Linked DNA regions of Homo sapiens: region 1 is linked to region 2. A link is an interaction called in ENCODE POLR2A ChIA-PET data of the cell type or tissue named here. Cell type or tissue: OCI-LY7. All regions are shown on one strand.

Region 1 (8,000 bases), 59 kb after region 2:
TAGTCAAGGGAAAAAAGGTTTTATAAATGTACCAAGAGATTGAATTTAGTTTTGGGTATTTTTTTTACACATTGTAAAAAGACATATACATATCCACATTACTATTATAATGAATTTGGCCCCCTCACCTACACTTCAGTCTCATAATCTTGCCATTTATAATATCATAATGTGCATGTTTTATACTTTGCCTTTCATTTCAATTTTTTTTTTTTTTTTTTGAGACGGAGCCTTACTCTTTTACCCAGGCTGGAGTGCAGTGGGGCGATCTCGGCTCACTGCAACCTCAGCCTCCCAGGTTCAAGCGGTTCTCCTCCCTCACACTCCCGAGTAGCTGGGATTACAGGTGTGTGCTACCACACCCAGCTAATTTTTGTATTTTTAGTAGAGACGGGGTTTTACCGTGTTGGCCAGACTGGTCGCGAACTCCTGACCTCAGGTGATCTGTCCACGTGGGCCTCCCAAAGTACTGGGATTACAGTCATGAGCCACCGCAGCCAGCTTTTATTTCAATTTAAATATGAATAAAGGAAAATAAAATTATTTTGGGGTACACATACATCTTACAGTGAAGATCCCAATAATCAGCATCATGCTTTGCATTTGGCAATAAATATTTAAGAATTAAGTGTACACAGTCTTTATGTATACAGTCAGCCTTCCTTATCTGTGGGTTCTATATCTGTAGATTCAACCAACCATGGACTGAAAATATTTGGGGGGAAAAAAACTGCATCTGTACTGAACATGTACAGACCTTTTTCCTTGTCATTATTTCCTAAAAATACAAAATCAGCCATTTACGGAGCATTTACGTTGTATTAGGTATAAGTAATCTAGAGAGGATTTAAAATATATGAGAGAATGTACATAGTTACACGCAAAAACGCTGCACCATTTTATATCAGGGACTTGAATGTCCTCGGATTTTGGTATCTTCAGGAGATCTTAGAACCAATCTTCCATAGATCCCGAGGGGCAACCGTATATGTATGTATATGTCTGTAAATGTACACAATAATATCTATAACATGTGACATATGTGATCAGTATATACTATTGTAAGAGGTTTATTAAAATAAGTACCAAGAGGCTGGATGCGGTGGCTCACGCCTGTAATCCCAGCACTTTGGGAGGCCAAGGTGGACAGTTCACAAGGTCAGGAGTTCAAGACCAGCCTGGCCGACATGGTGAAACCCTGTCTCTACTAAAAATACAAAAATTAGCCAGGCGTGGTGATGTGGGCCTGTAATCCCAGCTACTTGGGAGGCTGAGGCAAGAGAATTGCTTGAACCTGGGAAGGTGGAGGTTGCAGTAAGCCGAGATCACGCCACTACACTCCAGCCTGGGCGACAGCAAGATTTGGTCTTGGGGAAGGTGGGGGGGAAGCACCAAGAGCATATTGTACACTGAATTACTCATTTTCATATGAATGTTGCCAGAATAGACTGCCAAATATATTGTAAGTCACAAACTATATTTGTTAAGGAACTAAATCCAGTCCTATAGTGTCTTTAAATCTTTTATTGTTAATTTACAAGCCCCAAATTACCTAATTTTATCCAATATTGTAGTTGCTAACTCTATTACTCATTTTATTCACCAGTTTTGACTCCACATAACTTCTGGTTGTTCTCAAAGGAATATTGTAAAGAGCAATCTAAAAAGGTTTTCCTAAACTATGGAAGAGAATTTGAAATATTTCAATGGAGTAAGAGCAGCTAGCTTCCTCGAAATAGCCTTATTTTGATCTAGCAACATTGATTTGGATGTTAACATTCTGGGATGTATGTTAAATTAGTTATGTTCATTAAGTTGTATGCCTTTGCTCTTTACTATTGTTGAAAACTGCGTAACATTTCTAGAGTTAATGTAATGCCTCTAGAGGAACTGTAAAGATTATGTTAATCCAAAGAGATGTTTTGCATTTCTGAAGTAGGCTGGTGATGACACAGGCTCATTGCTGAAGACAAAGCTGTCTAATATAAGCTTGACTAGGACATAATCATTCTGAAGTAGTCATTCTGAAGAGTGTTTTTCTCGTTTTTCTGAGTTACACAATTATTATATTGACTTCTTTCTGGGATGAGAAATGGCACTTCTAGTTACTTATATTAGGTAAAAAGTTAAATTGACATTAGCTAATACATTTTCTTCTTGTGGAATTGAGATTTATGAAAAGGAATCTATTGCAGGAAGAGAACTGTTCTTATTCTGTTTTTGCCCCCTCCAGTGTTTAAAATAAATTGCAGGTGTTAACTGTTCAACATGTTCATTTAAAGAATTAGTTTTTTTTTTTTTAGGATCTGACATTTGCTCCTTGACCCTGAATATGGACACAAAATTCTACATACCAGGGTGCATCTTAAATGTCTTTCTTCTGACTTTCAAATGCAAATAATTCAGAGAAAAATAATTTCTCTCAGAGATGATATGTCTTACTTTTCCTTATCTTCCTGTCTTTTCAGAATGAAATTCCACAATTAGTTGGTGAAATTTATCAGAATTTCTTTGTGGAGAGCAAAGAAATATCTGTGGAAAAATCACTTTACAAAGAAATTCAGCAGTGTCTTGTAGGAAATAAAGGTATTGAAGTATTCTACAAAATCCAGGAAGATGTTTATGAGACCCTAAAGGATAGGTATTACCCTTCATTTATTGTCAGTGACCTGTATGAGAAATTGTTGATAAAAGAGGAAGAAAAACATGCCTCACAGATGATTTCCAACAAGGATGAGATGGTGAGTCACATTTAACTTTCTGCTCCTTTTTATTGGATAAGCTTTTAAATATGTTTAAGTGGGTGCATATTGTGTGAGCCAAATTTGATGCACATCTTCATCTTTTAATATACAGGACCTTAAATAGAATAAAAGTAGCATCGTTTAATATACAAGACCTTAAATAGAATAAAAAGTAAGCATCAATAACCTTGTCTCTGGTTGTATGTATTTCTTTCTTCCCCTTTTATCCTCTGACATACATCTTCCCTCATGCTGGCATTGAGTCAGAGACCTCCTGCCCTCTGTCTGTTTTAGATACACCTCTGGTCTGACTCCTGAAAAGTGAGGGCAGAAAGTCTGTAGGGTGGGACATTTATGGGTTAGACCAGCTAAGAAAATCAGTAGAACTATATAGCCCTGGAAGAGAGAAGGGATGGGGAAAAAATGAGGAGAGGTAGGGAATGTGGGAGAAGTTAAAGGAAATATTTTGGAGTTTAAAGAAGGCAGAAGAAATTAAAATGCTCCAAAAGAAAACTTCCTAATGTAAGAGTTAAATAAAGAGGAAAGAAACACGAAAGACAGGTTTATTTTGGAGAATAAACCTGAGAGGGGCTTCTGGCCGATTTCAGTCAGGAGCACTCTCTCTTACAGACTAAAGAGTATTTATTGGTTTTAGGGTGAGAGAGCTTATCACAGGCTTGGAATGTTTCTGTGTGGAGGAGAAGTTTATTGCAAGGTTGGAATGTCTCCGATCAGAGGGGAGGTTATCTTGGGGCTCACATCTCTCTGGCTGGAGGGGAGGTTATCTCGGGGCTGGCTTGTCTCTGGTCGGGGAGGGATTTATCTTAGGGTTGGAACGTTTCTAGTTGGAGATGTCATTTGTGGTTTATGGTCTTACTGACTTCAGCTATTAGGCTGATGCCCTTTGGATTTAGGTGGTTTTTGATCAAGGGGATCTTTAGAATGGCGGTGCTTGTCCAGGATGGCGATGCTCCTGCTCTGTCAATCCAGACCCTTAAAAAGGACAAGGGGCAGCGTGTTCCTTCTGGCTACTTCCTACTGATGAGGGGACGGAGAGTTTTCTGGTCTTGGATTGACTGTAAGAGTAATGCCGTCTGTAGATGTTTTTGGGTAGTTGCTGTGAAATAGCTGTAATCCTGTCATTTAAAAATTTTTGAAAAAGGTTAATTAGGCAGGGTAAGAACATTAGTCCTAGGCATATTATTAGGAGAGAGCCCAGGAATGGGATCACCAATGCTATGATTTTGTTTCCAAACCAAGAATCTGTTTGGTTATTTTGGTATTCCCTTAGCTTTTTAGCCCTTTCTTTAAGTTTTTCAGCAGTGTCTCTTACTAGGCCCAATTGATTGAGATAGAAACAACATTCCTCACCCAATGAGAGGCAGAGGCACATGTTTGGAAAGGTCCATGTGTAATTTTCTGTTAGTAACCATTATTAAAAGACAAATCGCCAGGTGCAGTGGCTCACGCCTGTAATCCCAGCACTTTAGGAGGCTGAGGTGGGTGGATCATGAGGTCAGGAGTTTGAGACCAGCCTGGCCAACACAGTGAAACCCCGTCTCTACTAAAAATACAAAAAATTAGCTGGGTGTGATAGCATGCGCCTGTAGTCCCAGCTACTTGGGAGGCTGAGGCAGGAGAATCACTTGAACCCGCGAGGCAGAGGTTGCAGTGAGCCAAGATCGTGCCACTGCACTCCAGCCTGGGCGACAATGTGAGACTCCGTCTCAAAAAAAAAAAAAAAAAAAGACAAATCATGGTAGGACTGATTTGCTGTATTATATTGGTTTAATTATTTGCATACAGCGCAGTAAGAAGAATTATTTATTAAATAGACCTTTTAAATTGGCTTTGATGAAACTTTGTTCTGCAGAAGGAATCTGAGATAAGACCTTTTTAAAGCCAAGCCCAGCCATGGATTTGTACTGTCAGATAACTATGAGTTGGGTGATTTTTCTCCTCTTGAGATTCCAAGATAACTTGGGGTTCCTGGCCTGTCAAAAAGTGACATTCTTTACTCATCACAGATCAGAAACCCTGTACAGGGACTGTGTACACAAAATATGGGGCCAGTTTTCCAAGGGCTTTATTGGCTTCATAAGTCAAGTTTGATTCCTTAAAGGAAGGCACACCATTCCAGTCGAAGCATGGGTAAAAATAACCAGTTTTTCCAGTTGTGTCCTGTTACAAAAGAAAACAGATTCTTATTGCACTTATGCAAATAACTATATTGCCATAACTTAAGAATACTCAGAGATGGTTTCCAAATTCTGGAGAAAGTCAGGTAGAGAGAAACAAGTATGCTCCAAATTTTGTTCATGGGAGTATACTAAATTGTTGAAAACTGTCAGTAGCCCAAAAGAAAAGTTACTTTGACTTTGAAAAGCAAAACAAAGGATTAGCAATATTTTAAGCAAAACGTCAGAAAGGTCACTCCAGTCTCCTGTTAGTTCAGTTCGTGCAGTTAATTCCTGTCCTGCTTGACATTAATGAACATTTTAGCTATTCAAGAGTCCTGAACATGTTTCCTCTATTCTGATGTCACAATCTCCAAAGTTATCAGAAACCTGCATTTGAGAGCACCTGTTAGAGCTTTATAGCTGATTATAAAACCACCTTCTAAAGAGGACCAAAACAAGACAACAATTGTTTATGGATGACCAAAAGTTTTAGGGTAGCCATAGTTAAAGACACAATTGACAAGGAAATCTGTTACCTGTGTGGCACAAAATAATTTTAACATAACAATTATAATTACTACTGATAACATACATTAAGATATATCAGAATTATAGGCGTCTCCCAAAACGTTGGAACACATACCAGTAACTTATTTATACAAACATAGCCCAAAGAGAGCCGAACACCATTTTATATTTGACAATTCTTCCTATATGATTTTATACCAAATAAGCCAAATTTTACTTTTATATTAGTGTGCTATTAATGTTAAACTCAATTTTTAATAAACCTGTAGACACATTTACCCTATTTTAATGTTTGACCACAAGTTAAGATTTTTATAGACCCTTTTTAACCCTTTATAATTTTTGTTAAAGAGCAGGTTAGTGCTTTAAGAAAAACCTGTTGTGCTTTTATTTTAATGCTCAATTTACAGAAAAACTGGATGATACCCCTTCAACTTTAGCCAATATGTTTACACATGGAATTTCCTTTACAATTAACCTTCCAAAACTTGCTTAAACCTTCATTTTTATTTTATTCAACTTAAAACAATTCTTTAACCTTTTAATCTAGGTAAAAATCCACATTCTTATGCCTCCTTATAATCTTTTTACCAAAAGTATACGTAAAATGTTTTTTCAATAGTCTTAAATACATGTTACACTGTTAACTTTTAGCAACCTTTACTTTTGTTGGTAAGTTTGGGATTTTAATTATGTACTAGGTGGAGAGCCTAGGACCTAGACAGAAATGCAGATAAGGTCTGACTTACTCCAGCATTTAACTCCATGTCTCCTGGGCCTTCCCTAGCTGCAAAGCAGGCAGGTTGTACAGCTAAGAGTTATAGTAGCATTTTATAAAGCATTCAGGAGGCTTAATCACTTTTAAATTGTACAACATTTGTTGTATGAATTCCCTTTTATAAAATTTTTCATGACTTACACAGACAATCTCTGACATGCCTCAACTTTCTCATTTGTTGTAAACATCCCTCTCTTTAAACAACCAGTTAATTTACTTTAGGACAAGAATTTACCATATAAGATAATTTTTTATATAAATTATCTTTTCTTTAATATCTTTTGCATAGCTAGGGGGTATGGCTAATTTCACATGTCCCCAGGCCTTATCTGTTTTTGTTTATTAACTTGGTTTACAGTTTAGCTTTGAAACAAAGATGGTAACAGTCCTTTCACAAAACAAACTTCCTTCATGTCTGTGGACTAGACTGCCTAAGGCCACCAGATTAGAAGTTAGGGTATTTCATTAAATAGTTCAAGATGTAGTTAACTTTATTAAACCAATATTAATGTTTCATTTATTAAAAAATTACACAAGCAAAGATTATTCTGTCTGGGCTGAGTTATAATTTTGTAGCCTCTATGCCAAATTTTGACACTTTATAGTATTCGGCAGAGATAAGTATGAAATTGCTTGATCGATAAATGCAAACAAAAATGTATGCTGGCAGTTCTTAAGACATTTCTGATCTTACTGTACCAGTAAGTTTTAGTCTCGTGAACTGAAAGATCCCATAGCTTTTACTTTTCCCTTAAAAATATTTGATTTAAGCACTTATTTTTCTTAGGCCAATTAATTAGAGTTCTTTTAATAGACATTGCACACAACACATGTATAGCCACACAGGCAACCAGAAGAAGATCCAGTAGTTATAAGATTTTTTTTTTCTAATTTCCCAATTGGATTATTGGCCTTTGGGTGAGGCCCTTTAAGAACAGGGCTAGGAAAACAATTTCCAGGGCCTAATAAACAAGTATAGCTGGAAGACAAAGACAGATTTTGAGAGGTACTTATTCACCTCTAATTCCAGGGGTTCCATAAGGAAAACAGATTTTTTCCCAAAACGGGATTTGTGGCACTTTTTCTGTTTTCCCAAGGAGCCCCAGGCCACCAGGTGTCATTTTAGGGTCTTTCATACGTGCACCAAGAGTGGCAAGACAGAGTGGAAAAAAGTAATTCAGTTGACTAGGAAAAAACCTTTTTCAGGAAAACAAGATTTATGAAGAGGAAAACATAAAGGCCTTTTGAATATACTCGTAGCTTGGATATCCATTTTAATTAAGCTGAGCGCTTTCTTATCAGGGGTGAGGGTGGAGGTTAGAATTATATAAATGTCATGCCAAGTTAAATTAAAGGATTGGGTTATGTGTAGGAATTCCCTGTGATAATGAGAGGGATTTTCAGAAAAAGATCCCAGATGCTATTTGATCTGCGACAAATCAAACATGGAGAAAGGGACATGAACGCGAGCAGTGCCTTTAGCCCCAGGCGCTTCCTGGAGAGGGAGAATGGCGGATTGACTGGTTGGAGTAGTTTTTGAACAGGTAACAGGTAGAGAAGGAGGAGGAGCAGGATTTGGGACTGAAGGCTTGGGGGCAGGAGGGGCCACCAGATTGGAGGTTTGAACAGGCGAGGAGCAGATGCAGGGAAATGAGAATACGGAGGGGGTTCATCTGCAGGCTCAAAAGGGGTTTCCAAGGAAGGGGTTTCAAAGGAAGGAGTTTCAGAGGAAGGAGAGACCCGGGGAGGGTTTTCATTAAGAAGAAGGAT
Region 2 (8,000 bases):
TACAATGAGACCGGCAGACAGTGAGTCCAGGTTTAATGGCAAATATCTGTATCTGCCTGCCCCAGGTAAACAGTGCTTTGTCCTAGAAATCTCCAGTAGTGTGCAGATCTCTAGTGGCTGCAGAATGACTTTGGTAGCCTGGGTAGCACCCAGTTGAATTGGCCACTATCAGACAAAGAATAATAAATTGCCTTAATAAAACAACACGTCCTTTAGTTGACTGTTGGGCAATTGTTTGTGGAGGCAGCTTTCCGGTCAGCCTGTGTTTATTTCTAGGCCATCATTCTATTGCTGCTTTAAGCCAATCCAGATCACATTTAATTCTTGCCTCTGCTTCCTCTTCCTTTGTCCCATCTGTCTCGCTCCAGCATGTTTTGGGAAAATCTAAAAATGATTGCTTTTATACTATTATTTCAATAGCATCTTTAATTTCATAGTTTTCTTTGCTGGTCGAGTACTGGCATACAGTTTGAGGGAAAAAAAGAATGTTTTTATTCGTGTGTTTTCCTTCTTTGTCTCTGAAATGTTCTTTTTCATCTTTGTAATTTCTGATTGTGGTGTAATTTAAAGAGTTGGGACTTGAGATTGAAACAGAACAGGACTTGAGAGAGTTACTTCTACCTTTTATTACCTCTGTGACTTTGACAGTTCACATAATCATTCAGATCTTAATTTTCTCATCTATAGAATACACGTGATGATGTCTACTTTTTGGTGTAGGTGGGAGGATTAAGTCATTGTACATTTGAAACTTTTTAAATAAAAGATTAATGTCCTTTTGCTCACTCAAGGAATGAGAACCCAGAGGTACGTAGTAGGAATCACAGCAAACAAATGATTGATCCACACGGAACACAGTAAGGATGCTGCAAAGACTGATGCTACAACCCACCAGAAGGCTAGTAGATGCCTCCTGCCACAGAAGCAGCCCCACCCCTCGTGGTGCTTTCTTGGCTTTAAAGCAATACTTGATGTCCACTTTCTAGAGGACATCATAGGAATATCCTGCTTGGAGTTAGTGGAAGGATTCCAGGGAGAGATCTGCCATTCCTTCTTCCATAGATCAAGCTGCTTTGGCCAGCCCTCTGGCCTTTGGCTCAGTCAGAAGTATTTTCCCTAACTTAGCTGTAGGAGGGAGAGGAACTTGTGGCAGTCTGAGTACCAGGCTCCTTTATTATCTGCCTTCCACTGTTAACGGAGAAGGGACTGTGTACCGTTTGAGAGAGATTTTGATATTGTTTAAATAAGCTTCTCTTGTAAAAGTGGTTTTTTTTTCCAACTTCCTCCAGTGCTTATTAGCTAAATATATATTTAAAAAAAGAATTACCTTTAAAAGTGCTTGACATGATAAAGGAGTAGCATCTTAATCTTACTATATTGAAATATCAACCTAGCTGGCAGCAAAGCTAGAGTTTAAAATAATTGAAGATGCCATTTTTAAAAAGTCAGCGTATCAGTATATGCATAAAGGCTTATTCTAAAAATTTCCTTTCATGTTGCTGGCTTTACACATTAGGATAGAATTCCTTCAGGTTGTACAAGACAGAGGAAACCTTTCTTTTCTAGCGTTATACACTCTAGAAACTAGTTTCAGTCTCCAGTGCAAAATAAATTTCAGTTAACACCTGAGAGGCATGGGTCCTAAAGGTACTAATATGCACTAGTTTCATTTCCTGTGCAGTACCTAGTATGTTTCTCTCCCTCTGCTTCATGTTTTTTCTCATTGTTAGCTACTAGTTACTGTAAAAATCTCTTATACTTTGCCTCCTCATCTAGAACATATTAGAAAACGCAGCATCCCAGGCTTTCTTGAATCACTATCAAGATACTATGGGAAGGGAAGTATAGAAAGTTCTGTTTTCCAGTCCTCTTCACTCAGATCCTCCAAATTAATGTTCCTGGGATGGAGTCAGTACAGGGAAGTGCACAACCAAGGTTGTCAAGACTGGTTGAAAAATACTTTGGAGCCTCACAGAAGGCAATTTGCCATCAAATTAGATAACGTCGAGTTTATAGACCCTCTAGCTCACTAGAAATACCTGTAGACTTTTTATCCTATTATCTCCCAGTCAGAAAGCAGGCTGGCAACCCTGGTTTATGCTTTGTTAGGTTTTTTTGAAAAATGAAGCTGCAGGTCATATTTAAGAAAACATCTAGAAGACTTAAAAATTACTAAATAAATACTCGTACCTTTTTAGATTGTTGCTGTGATTTTGGAGTTATATAGACCCTTTGATGCTACTGAAGTTCGTTGTTATGATTTCATTTGAAATCCAAAAAAGGCCATGCATTTGCATTTATTCTAGCAAAAGTTTTCCAGATGAGTTGATGGTTGAGGAAATTTGATTATTTAGGAGATGGCAGTTACTATAACCAATGTGTTTCTCATTTGAAATATTTTTTACCTAATAGTACATAATTGAATTGTTTCTAGAAACTTCTTTCCTTCTTTTTCACTCTCTTTATTTAGACATGAAGAACAGCCAAGACCTTTTGTGTTGCACGCATGCTTGAGGAACTCAGATGATGAAGTAAGATTTCTACAAACGTGTTCTCGGGTTCTGGTGTTTTGTCTCCTCCCCTCAAAGGATGTGCAGTCTCTCAGCTTACGTATAATGCTTGCAGAAATTCTCACAACAAAAGGTAGACTTATACAGTTGATTTCACTAATTCAATAAGTGTGCAAACTAATGTGCTACATGCAGACCTTGTTTACTGTTGAACATATGGGATTTGAAGTATTTTCAAAATCTTGTTTATATGTCTCTAAAACTATTTGGCCATTCAGGATAAACTTAAATTTTTAATATGACATATCGCCAAATGCACAGTCCATTAAGTTGCATGTTTTGACATAGAAAACAAGTTTTTATGCTCTTCACAGGGAAGCATTCATTTGGGATAGCTTTTGAGTTATCTAGGCCAATAATATATACATTAATGAAAGTATGTGTATGTGTGTATAATATCTATATAATATCCATAGTATGTATGTTTATATATTACGTGTGTGTGTGTGTTCAAATTCTTTTTTTTTTCTTTAAATAGAGATGGGGGTCTTACTATGTTGCCCAGGCAAGTCTTGAACTCCTGGGTTCAAGTGATCCTCCCACTTAGGCCTCCCAAAGTGCTGAGATTACAGGTGTGAGCAACCATCCCTGACCACAGTCAAATTCTGATTAGCATATTTACTTAAAATATCTTTGCTATATGATTTGTTGATAATGCGTATACAGTAATGCATTGCTTAACAACAGGGATGTGTCCGAAGAAATGTGTCATTAGACAATGTCATTGTGCAAATATCATAGAGTGTACTTACACACCTACATGGGATAGCCCACTACACATGTGGGCAATATGGTGTAACCTATTGCTCCTAGACTATAAACCTTATACCATATTACTGTACTGAATACTGTAGGCAATAGTAACACAATGATATTTGTGTATCTAAGTATAGAAAAGGTACAGTAAAAATATGGTATAAAAGATAAACAACAGTACACCTATATAGGACACTTACCATGAATGGAGCTTGCAGGACTGGATGTTGCTCTGAGTGAGTGGGGAGTGACTGTGAAGGCCTAGGACATGACTGTGCACCACTGCAGACTTCATAAACAGTGTACGCTTAGGCTACACTACATTTATTTAAAATTTTATTTTCTTCAATAAATTAACCTTAGCTTACTATAACTTTTTTTACTTTATGAACTTTTAATTTTTTTAAACTTTTTGACTCTTTTGTAATAACATTTATCATCATTATCAAGTATGCACTGTACATAATTGTATGTGCTGTATTTTTATACTATTGACAGTGCAATAGGTTTCTTTACACTAGCTTGACCTCATTAAATGGTAGAAAATTTTCAGCTTCATTATAATCTTATGGGGGCCACTGTCATATAGTCAGTCTGTTGTTGACCAAAATGTCATTATGTGGCGCATGACTGTACATAATTTTGTGAACTTGGAATATGTAAAAAGGAACTGTACCACAATATAATGTGATTACTAGAAAAAAGTTAACTATATCCAGGGAAATGCTTAGTCAGGATAAGAGAAACTTTCCCTATCTCAGTCTCAGACAAATAGCATTGCATTTGAGATGCAGTGATTATCTCATTTACTATCTCAGGATAAGCCAGCTGTGCCCATCAGCTATTATAACCAACCACAGAGAAGAGAGGAAGTTTCTAATCTCAAGTTACAAGGATGGCTTTGTAATAGTGTCATTGACTTTTTAACTTCCTCTCTGAGGTCTGTTTTAACCAGTTGGGGAGAATGTTGACTTTCATCCTTTGGCAGACTAAGCTTGTCAAAACGTATTGAGCCTTATAAAATAAGTAAAAGAAAAAAATCAGTGTTTTTTTGGTTGTTGTAATTTTGTGGTTTTTTGTTTTTTGAGATGGAGTCTCACTCTGTCGCCAAGGCTGGAGTGCAGTGGCGAGATCTCGGCTCACTGCAACCTCTGCCTCCCGGGTTCAAGCAATTCTCCTGCCTCAGTCTCCCGAGTAGCTAGGATTACAGACATGTGCCACCATGCATGGCTAATTTTTGTGTTTTTGGTAGAGATTGGGGTTTCACCATGTTAGCCAGGCTGGTCTCAAACTCCTGACCTCAAGTGATCCACCTGTCTCAGCCTCCCAAAGTGCTGGGATTACAGGTGTGAGCCACCACGCCCGGCCTTAATTTTGATAGATTTGTTAGCAACTTGAGTTCCAAATGACTTCCCTTCATGATTCTTTTACATTTCACTTATTTATTAAAATGACAACTTGATTATAGCCATGGATGATAACATATTTGGAGGGATAGGCAGCTGTATGTGTGCATGTGTGTACATTTTTGAATTGTTTATTGTATTATATAGATATTCCCCTGTTTGACTACTTGAAAAATGTTTCCCAAATGTAGTCTCAGTTATGTGATACATAAACAGTTCCCTTAAAGAAGAATACCTTTCTCAGTGGCTATTTCTTCTTCTTCCTGTAGTCTTGAAGCCGGTAGTGGAGTTACTGAGTAATCCAGATTACATTAACCAAATGCTGCTTGCCCAGCTGGCGTACAGAGAGCAAATGAATGAGCATCACAAGAGAGCCTACACCTATGCCCCCTCTTACGAGGACTTCATCAAGCTCATTAACAGCAACTCTGATGTGGAGTTCTTGAAGCAACTAAGGTATTTGGTCTTCAATTATAGCACAGCAACAGCTACTGATTATCATCCCCTGCCTAGTTAGGTTAAAAAAAAAAAAAAGTAGTTGTCAGGGAAGCAGAAATAAAACAAGTCTATAAATCTTACTATTTAGTGACAGCTAAATTTATCCAGCGTCTCCTTAGCAGTGTAATTAGAATGAATTTTTTTAAAGTATTAGGTTTTTCAAATACAGTTGACTCGAACAATTTGGGGCACCCACGCTCCCCACCGCCCCCACCCCCAGTCAAAAATCACATATAACATTTGACTTGGGCCAAGCACAGTGGCTCAAAAGTGCTGTAATCCCAGCACTTTGGGAGGCTGAGGTGGGCGGATCACTTGAGGTCAGGAGTTCAAGACCAGCGCGGCCAACATGGTGAAACCGCATCTCTACTAAAAATACAAAAATCAGCTGGGTGTGGTGGCACATGCCTGTAGTCCCAGCTACTCAGGAGGCTGAGGTATGAGAATCACTTGAACCTGGGAGGTGGAGGTTGCAGTGAGCTGAGATCACACCACTGCACTCCAGCCTGGGTGACAGAGTGAGACTCCTTCTAAAAAAAAAAAAAAAATTGACTCTCCAAATACTTAACTACTAAATACCTTACTGTTGACCAAAGCCTTACTAATAACATAAACAGTTGATTAGCACGTATCTTGTGTGTTATATGTGTTATATACTGTATTCTTACAATAAAGTAAGCTGGAGAAAAGAAAATATTATGAAAACCAGAAAGAGAAAATATATTTACTATGCAGTAAGTGGAAGTAGATCATCATAAAGGTCTTCATCCTCATCTCTTCACATGGAAGTATGCTGAGGAGGAAGAGAATGAGGAGGGGTTTGTCTTACTGTCTCAGGTGGCAGAGGCAGAACAAAATCCTGTGTAAGTGGACTCATGCAGTTCAAACCTATGTTTTTCAAGAGTCAGCTGTAATGAGGCTATAATAGACTGAAAGCTCTTCAGATGTCGGGAGTACCTGCTTAGCTGCTCAGATGACTACCTTAGAAAAGCACTGGAAGGACATCAGAAGGAGAAGATGTGTTTCAAATTACAGAGTAGAACATTGTGTTGGTTTTTGTTTGTCTTGGACAGTACAGAGGCTTGGGTTTGGGAATAAGAGGTTCTAGATTAATTATTTTGAGAAAACACATTTGAAAATACCATAGGAGTATCTTTTATAGGGGAGCACAGTGTCCCTTGTTATACCTGAGATATTTTAGGGGGTGTGTATTTTTGTGTATTTTTAATAGTATATACACATTTAGTATGATTATATAGTATTATCTAGTTTGTAAATTTTCTAGGCTTCTGTTTCTCTACCCTTCTTTTTAATGTTCCCAAATGATAATATAGGGGAAAGAAAGAAAACTCTTATATGTTCATTTTGCTTTTCATTAATAATTTTGGTAAAACCCTGATGGAAAAGTAAAATATTGGTTGAAATTGGGTGTTTGAATTAGTCGAGGTTTTTAAACTTGTGACATTTGCTTTTGAACTAGGGTTAACATTAAGATGACTCATGCTGTTTAATTTTCTGATTCGAATAAAGCACCATCTAAGGAGGCATAGACGTAGATGGCACTGTGTTCTTATACATGGTGTCATGTGTTAATCTAGGTGTCACAAATACATAATGACAGCTTCAATTTACAAATACATACCTCAAATACATAATGACGGGTTCAATTTACAAATATATACTCAAATATATAATGATGAGTTCAATGTAAATGGATTTGTTTACAAGGAATTTAATTTTGGGTATAATATATATCTGATGTAATATCTGGAGATTTAATGTTTCTCTTGCCATGCATAATTTTGAATAGACTACATGATATTCTTTATAGATTTGTTTTTATTTCTGTCTGAGTCTAGACATTTCTTTTTCGTAAGTGTGATGCTTGAGCTAGAACCCAAGAGCCAGTATTCCAGGTTTGTTATGTGAGGCTCACAGGTTACATCCACTCAAGTCATCCTTATCATAGTGTCCTTCGATTCCTTTTAAAGCATCATTCTATAAAAGTGAAAGAGCTCAGTGGTAGAACACCCTTGTTGCCTCTCCTCTCCCTAAAACTGTACGTACACACACACACCCCAAACTCTAGTTGTAGGGATGCTATTCAAACCTATACTCGAATACTCATCTACCTGGTGTTTTCGTGCCTGCTGTTCCTGGATTTGCTGTGCATGGTGTGACAAGGTGACATGATGACTATGCCCCACAACGTTATAAATTCTTCCTAAGTCATTGTTTATGAACAGATAACTCATGTTGATAATTTGTGGCTTCATTGAATTCCTGAGCATTTTTCTTTGACCAAATAGTCGTTCCACAGTAAAGGCAGGTGTGGACTATTTGGTAACCCCAAGTGAGTTTAAGATAACAATCTAGAGTCAATAGTGGCAGATTAAGAGAATCAGTATTCCTTGTTCTTACAGACTTGTGGATGAGTGTTCTATTTTGTGTGCCAAACTGAAGATTCCAGCACTGCACATAGGGATGTATTTAATAGTTAATGGAGGAAACAGAAAGGCATCAGAGTTTTGTTGTTGTTTTGTTGTTGTTGTTGTTTTTTAAGAGACAAGGTCCTGTGGTGTTGCCCACACTGGAAACAAACTCTAAGGCTCAAACAGTCCTCTCCCTCAGCCTTCCAAGTAGCTGGGACTACAGGCGAGCTCCTGATTTTTTAAAAATCAGAACTAGTTATTTTGAATGATCTACCACTGGTTCTCTAGCACCATCTGTTATTTTGTATCTTAACACAGTTCCTGTATTGTAAGATGAA

Evidence for each region. Peaks named below come from ENCODE experiments on the same cell type or tissue, not always from the same donor. Only the 100,000 strongest peaks of a DNase experiment are listed, where the experiment ranks them.
Region 1: POLR2A ChIA-PET joins it to region 2 with 6 read pairs; 3 of 35 experiments call an interaction of 5 or more read pairs at or near these places.

The regions. Positions count from the first base shown.
Region 1 is chr4:185,321,060-185,329,059 of GRCh38, forward strand. SNX25 (sorting nexin 25) reads left to right here. Exons shown (of 19, transcript NM_001378034.2): 9 at 2,469-2,741. LOC124900827 (a long non-coding RNA gene) reads right to left here. Exons shown (of 3, transcript XR_007058416.1): 3 at 3,792-3,880. Among named protein-coding and RNA genes, the nearest start is that of LRP2BP, 71 kb to the right of the region's middle. In OCI-LY7, no CTCF peak of the experiment used is centred here; no DNase peak of the experiment used is centred here.
Region 2 is chr4:185,261,968-185,269,967 of GRCh38, forward strand. It overlaps SNX25 (sorting nexin 25), which reads left to right. Exons shown (of 19, transcript NM_001378034.2): 4 at 2,471-2,643; 5 at 5,002-5,188. Among named protein-coding and RNA genes, the nearest start is that of SNX25, 56 kb to the left of the region's middle. RefSeq lists an enhancer at 3,911-4,412. In OCI-LY7, no CTCF peak of the experiment used is centred here; DNase peaks (open chromatin) are centred at 1,644 and 4,224; H3K4me3 peaks cover 2,612 bases; H3K27ac peaks cover 4,521 bases.